Regions from separate parts of the Homo sapiens genome. Here region 2 is linked to region 1. The links are chromatin contacts, found by Hi-C in ENCODE. All regions are on one chromosome and are shown on one strand. The core of a region is the stretch at or near the end of the contact, and the rest is flanking DNA. Distances in the headings are between cores, read along the strand shown.

Evidence for each region. A loop is a pair of places that touch in the nucleus more often than their neighbours do. Pooled maps may share reads with other maps.
Region 2: a loop to region 1 is called in a pooled map, with 3 times the contacts of the local background. The contact joins two enhancer-like sites. A Hi-C loop is called at or near these places in 2 of 168 maps with a recorded cell type or tissue (endothelial cell of umbilical vein and naive thymus-derived CD4-positive, alpha-beta T cell) and 6 of 50 pooled maps.

The regions. Positions count from the first base shown.
Region 1 is chr17:19,612,278-19,615,669 of GRCh38, reverse strand. No RefSeq gene overlaps it. Among named protein-coding and RNA genes, the nearest start is that of ALDH3A2, 35 kb to the left of the region's middle. Within about 2 kb of position 1,554, at least 2 of the 41 ENCODE cell types and tissues checked have a DNase peak (open chromatin) inside an H3K27ac peak, as active enhancers do.
Region 2 is chr17:19,766,951-19,770,342 of GRCh38, reverse strand. No RefSeq gene overlaps it. Among named protein-coding and RNA genes, the nearest start is that of ALDH3A1, 20 kb to the right of the region's middle. Within about 2 kb of position 1,827, at least 2 of the 41 ENCODE cell types and tissues checked have a DNase peak (open chromatin) inside an H3K27ac peak, as active enhancers do.

The DNA of each region.
Region 1 (3,392 bases), core at 305-2,804:
CTCTTACATCCTAGCTGTGTGACTGTGGACAAATTGCTTAGCCATGTGACATCCGATTTCTTTGCAGGTAAGGAAGCATGACAGTTGCCCTGACGGCTCCCTGTACCACATTCATCACAGCAGAACCTCGTAATGAAGCTGGATTTGAGGGCAACACACCCCCTTTATTGGCTACACACACACTATCAAGACAATTCAACTTAGCTACATTATACAAAGTAAGATTTAACTTAGTATAAACGTTAGTATACAAATAATTTGTAAAAATTAAATGACCCATGTGAAAAAGCATTTAGAACCGCGCCTGGCACACTGTAGGAACCCCAGACATTGATGAAATCTGACTCCACGACAATACCTCGTTTTTGGTGGGATGGGTGAAACATTCCATATGTCTGATTATCCGGTAAATTGAAAGAGGCCCCTTCAAATGCAAAGGCTTAATTTTAATCATTGATTATGAAAATCTAAAGCTATAAGCTTATTTGCTTCTTAAATAGACCACCACTCAACCTTTGGGGCCACCTTCTTGACCCCTATCATGATCCTGCAATACAATGCTGCCCCCAGGGGCTGCGAGGGTAACGTGGGTTGTACAGACAACTTAGCTTTGGGCTCTCAAGTTCACTTTTAATCACTCGTACATCAGCTCTAACTTCTCATTCCTACTAGAAACAGCATCCTCCCAAAAGCCTTCTAATTCATTACTGTTTTGAAAACTAGCCTAAGTTCAGTTGATAAAAATATATATTAAATTGTTAAGATTAAGAACTTGAGGCCAGGCGCGGTGGCTCATGCCTGTAATTCTAGCACTTTGGGGTGCCAAGGCTGACAGATCGCCTGAGCTCAGGAGTTCGAGACCACCCTGGGCAACATGGTGAAACCCTGTCTCTACTAAAATACAAAAAACTAGCCACGCATGGTGGCACGCGCCTGTAGTCCCAGCTACTCGGGAGGCTGAGGCATGAGAATCGCTTGAGCTCGGAAGGCGGAAGTTTCAGTGAGCGAAGATTGTGCCACTGCACTCCAGCTTGGGCTACAGAGTGAGACTCCATCTCAAAAAAAAAAAAAAAAAAAAGAACTTAAAAAAAAAAACAGACCTGAGTATGAGTATATAAACATCTCTTAAGATTTGCATGCCTAAAGTACACATAACTGGCTTCCAGTTCAAAATGAATGAATCACATGCCTAACTCCCTTCCCTCCCAAAACACTGTTAATGGAAAATAAATCTCCATGCTTAATAGAAAATAAATTCATTAACAACACTGAGAATGAGAGCCGGTCAGCTTCTGGAAGAGGGAAAGCAGGCTCCACAGCCATGATCCAAGGGCAGAAACGCAGGAAGCCACAGCACAGAACATGAACAGAATGCTGCCTCACACTCCGTCTTCCCAGTAGAGCTCCAGGAGCACTGACGCCCTGCTTCCCCCCACCGAGGCTGTGAAGAAGAGCAGTCAGGGAGATGCGCCACAGGGCTGGGACAGGACACCCAAGCCCCGCGACCTGCCCGTCCTTAGCCTTACTGCACACAAGAAGCTGGGCTGACACAGAAAAGCCAAGTGTGGAGCTTCCTCCGTGGCGTGAGTCAGGCCCTTCTTCTTTTGTTTTGGGGGATAGGTGGGACATGGGGATAAGGTGGGGCAGGAGGTCAGGCTGCCTACTGCCTAATCCTCACCCATAAGTCCTAAAATGAAGATGTCACTGGACAGGTACCACCTTGGTACCGAGTTCCCCACTGGTCCTTCCCATTTTGGGGAGAGGCCTGTTGGAGAAAAATCTCCAAATAATAGGAGAGGAAAGCTATGCCGGCCATTTGTTTGATAAATCAATGTACTCATTCATTCCTAAGTATAAACAGACTAGTAAGATCACCAGAGCTTTGAGGAAGACTGAAGCACACATCCCCAAAACAGATAAAGATAAGTAAAAGGTCAACTGATCTCAGAGAAAATAGATGACTCAAGGAACACAGAAGAACGTTTAAAGTTCCGATTTAGCATCCACAGGGATATTTAAAAGGTAATGCAGCATAAAACAAGAACAGGTTCCCATAAAAGAGACTATAAGACAAAAAAAAGATGTTCTTAGAAATTAAAAATGAAACTAAAAAAAAAAGCAGCAAAGAAGATAAACAAAAAGACAAAGAGATATTTTTTAATAGAAAAAAAAAAGCCAAAGCCAAGAAGATTAATTCCCAAGGTCAACCTCCACCTAATAAGAAATTTAAAAAGAAAGAACAGAAAAAAATTTACAGAAAAGAGGGAAAGAATATTTTTTAAATTTCCCAGAGTTGAAGAAAAACACAGGTCTTCAGACTGAAAGGGTATACCAAGTGCTAAGCAGAAGTTAAAAAGTATCCTCAGAGAAATGCACTCTTGTGAGATTTCAGAACTATAAAGATAAAGAAATAAACGTTAAAACTTTCAAAGAGAAAAATCATGCTGCCTACAAAGGAACAAGAAACAGATTCTGAGCAGACTTCACATCAGTAACTCTGAATACCAGACTGAGACACAGCAATGTCCTCAAAATTCAGAGGGAAGTTATTTTGAACCTACAATCCTATACTCAGCCAAATTATTAAACAAGTATAAGAGGAAAATAAAGACTCTCGAATATGCATGGCATATGATTTACTTTCCATATAATCTTAGAACAAGTTTTTGACTAAGTACTCCAGAACAAATTTTTTTAAATTTTCATTTGGCTGCTGCTAGATCAGAAGAAAAAAAATTAAAGAAATCTAAGAAAGAGGAAGAAATGGGATCAAAGAAATTGTAGGCTTAATTCAGGAGGACAATGAGAGAAATTCTGGAATGACAGCTGTGCAGCAAGCTAGAAAAAAGTCTAGAAATCAATGGATACAAATTAATTATTCCTTTTTTTTTTTTTTTGAGACAAGAGTCTTCTTCCGTCACCCAGGCTGGAGTGCAGTGGTGTGATTTCAGCTCACTGCAACCTCCGCCTCCCAGGTTCGAGTGACTCTCCTGCTTCAGCCTCCTGAGTAGGTGGGACTACAGGAGCCTGCCACCACTCCCAGCTATTTTTAGTAGAGATGAGGTTTTGCCATGTTGGCCAGGCTGGTCTCGAACTCCTGACCTCAGGTGATCTGGCTGCCTTGGCCTCCCAAAGTGCTGGGATTACAGGCATGAGCCACCGCGCCCAGCCTGGATACAAATTAAAACAAGGAATCAAAGGGCCCTGAGGCATTCAAGAAAAAAATGCACTCATACTTAACAGTATGTTTACACACTGGATCATCTTAGTAACGAGATGAGGGGCCATGCTGCTCCATCAATAAGAAATAAAGGCTGTTAGAAATGCCAGAAAAAACAAATGAGCTGCACAAGAAAAGTCATGGCCTAAATATGAAACAAAATATGACATGA
Region 2 (3,392 bases), core at 578-3,077, 150 kb before region 1:
CTCTCCCAAGTCTCACGGGCAATAAAGTGACTTCTTGTCTAGCACATGGATTCCCTTCAGGAAGCAATGATGGGAAACCTACAGCCAGGGCTTCTGAGGGGCCCTGGGTGGCTAGAGGTTATTGCTCCACTTCCTCTGGAAAATTTCAGTGAAGATGAAGATGAGTTGATAAACTTTGGAGCTAAACCAAAGATGACTGATTTAGGTAGGAATTCTCATAAAGAGCAGGAAGAGTGCAGGCTGCTGATTTGATATGGAATGCCTTGTGGTTGGAAAATGGATTTAGTTTCTAGTAGAAACCCAGAATATTTTGAGCACGAACAGTTTTGTTTTCATAAATCCCTTTTACATTCTGAGAAAGAAAACAGCACCCCCATACACCTGTCTCTTTGGGAGAACTTTCCTACAATATGATGAAAGTATGCACAAAAGGTTTGAATACATTTTAAGTGTTTATAAGATGATAAAGATATATCTGTGGGTGTCCAATGGAATAAGTTTTCCTTCCCTATCTGTAGTGTCTGATGGACTTGGAAAATGGGAATTATTTTAGAGGGTGGGTGAGACTTGTTTGTTTGTTTGAGGCGGAGTCTTGTTCAGTCACCCAGGCTGGAGTGCAGTGGTGCGATCTCAGTTCACTGCGACGTCCGCCTCCCAGGTTCAAGTGATTCTCCTGCCTCAGCCTCCCAAGTAGCTGGGATTACAGGTGCCCACCACTAGGCCTGGCTAATTTTTTGTGTGTTTTTAGTAGGGATGGGGTTTCAGCATGTTGGCCAGGCTGGTCTCAAACTTCTGGCCTTCAATGAACCACCGCCTCAGCCTCCCAAAGTGCTAGGATTACAGGAGACATTTAATTTTATATTCCATAATGCTGATATTTTTCACCATGAGCTTATATAATTAAAAAAAAATTTTTTTTTTTTTTTTGAGACAGAGTGTCACTCTGTTACCCAGGCTGCAGGCTGGAGTGCAGTGGCACGATCGCAGCTCACGCAACCTCTGCTTCATGGGTTCCAGCTATTCTCCCACCTAAGCCTCCCAACTAACTGGGATTACAGGTGTGTGCCACCACGGCTGGCTAACTTTGTGTGTGTGTGTGTGTGTGTGTGTATTTTTTTGAGATGGAGTCTCACTCTGTCGCCTTGGCTAGAGTGCAATGGCGTGATCTCGTCTCACTGCAACCTCTGCCTCCTGGGTTCAAGTGATTCTCCTGCCTCAGCCTCCTGAATAGCTGGAATTACAAGCACGTGCCACCATGCCCAGCTAATTTTTGTATTTTTAGTAGAGACGGTTTCACCATGTTGGCCAGGCTGGTCTCGAACTCCTGACCTCAGGTGATCCGCCCACAGCCTCCCAAAGTGCTGGGATTATAGGCATGAGCCACTGTGCCTGGCCTAATTATGTAATTTTTAAAAACAAGGTTTTTTTAAGTATAGGAAAACTAAAAGACTAGGAAAGATTTGCAGTAAATTCAACAGATGAAGGGAGGTTAAAGTAGGGGAAAATGTTAGGAGAAAATCCAGAAATTCTCTTTGCTCCTGACAGCCCCACTTCACCAATGGTGAGCAGCAGAGGGGCCTGAAAGGGTAGTGGGTTTGAGAGGCCCTGGTGTCCTGTGGGGCCCTGCCACATGCCCTGGTTGCCTCCTGTGTGCGCCGACACTGACCTGGGTGAGACGCCTCACTCCCTGGGCTTCCCTGTCCTTGTCAGTAAAGCAGAGACAGAAACACAACATGCCTCTTGGGTTTCCTGCAAGAGTTAAATGAGCTGCCGTGGAAAGTGCACATGGCAGTCCCTCCCTGAGGCTGGTGTGGCCAGCAGTGGGAGTAGCAGAGGGAGGCTGAAAGGACACGGGAGGCCTCAGGATCCACTCTGTTGTTTCTCCTCATTGGCCATCAGATGTGCTTCCTCTTTGTCACATCTGTATTTTGGAAACGTAAACCCTCCTTTCCATGGAACATGTGCTAAAATAACATTTCTTAGAAAAATTGGTCTCAAGAATATATCGTTCACTCAGTAACAAAGGAGTCAGCAGTGTGACAAATGTCAATTCAAAACGGACCTGAAAACTGAGGTCTGTTTTGGAAACAGGATGCTTATTACATAAGTAATTTGTGAAAAATAAGTTGCTTATTTTGGTAAAGGTCACAGTTTCCTTTTACGTCTATGGTCATAGAAACATTATATGGGTTGTTACGGAGGAAGTCTGGGGCAGGATGGTCCAAGATAACCAGGTGTGTAGACCAGGGGTTGACAAGCTTTTCCTGTACTGAAAAATACAAATATTTTAGGTTTTGAAGACTGTCTGGTCTCTGTCGCAACTGCAGGAGTCCCACCTTATTCATGAGGTTATGCTCCAAGACCCCCCAGTGGATGTCTGAAACCTTGGAAACTGCCAAACCATATATGTATGCTGTTTTTCTCTATACAATCACATAGTATAGGGTGGATCACATATGCGGCGTGGACATGACAGACAAAGGGAATGATTTGTGTCCCAAGTGGGATGGCAGAAGACTACATCACACTGCTCAGAATGGTGTGCAACTTAAAACTTAGGAATTGTTTATTTCTGGAATTTTCCATTGTTTTCTTTCTTTCTTTTTTTTTTTTTTTTTTTTGAGACAGAGTCTCTGTCGCCCAGGCTGGAGTGCAGTGGCATGATCTTGACTCACTGCAACCTCTGCCTCCTGGGTTCAAGTGATTCTCCTGCCTCAGCCTCCCCATTAGCTGGGATTACAGGCCTTGTGCCATCACGCCCAGCTAATTTTTACATTTTTTGTAGAGACGGGGTTTCGCCATGTTGGCCAGTCTGGTCTTGAACTCCTGACCTCCGGTGATCTGCCAGTCTCAGCCTCCTGAAGTGCTGGGATTACCGGCGTGAGCCACCGCATCCAGCCTTAAACAGAATTTAATGAACTGTTAGTTTACAGCATGCAAATTTTTCTCCATTGGTAGTTTTGGAACATACTTGTTTTTCTGCTGCTTTGAGAAATGAGGTGTTCTACTTTTAATCTTCCTGTGTGTTATTTGGACAAGTTACCTTCCCATCCTGAGCCTCAGTTTTTCCATCCATTAGAGAAGATAAGAGGACTACTACTTTCTAATCCTACCTGTGTGGGGAAAATGCTCTTTGCACAGTGCCTGGCATTTAGCAAGTGCTCAACAAATGGTGGCAGCAAGCAAAGTGAAGCTCTCCCTGCCATGCTGGGATCTGATGCCCCTGTTCCTAGCAACAGCTGCCTACAGTGCCGGGGAGCCAGGCCTTGGGCTGTTGCCCTGTCTCTCAGCAGGGCTATGTAAGCATATTGATTTTTGCAAAACCAAGTTCTGGTTCCTTGCTGTGGGGCTGACAAAAAACCATGGGGTCGATCCTCTATAAATATTTTAGC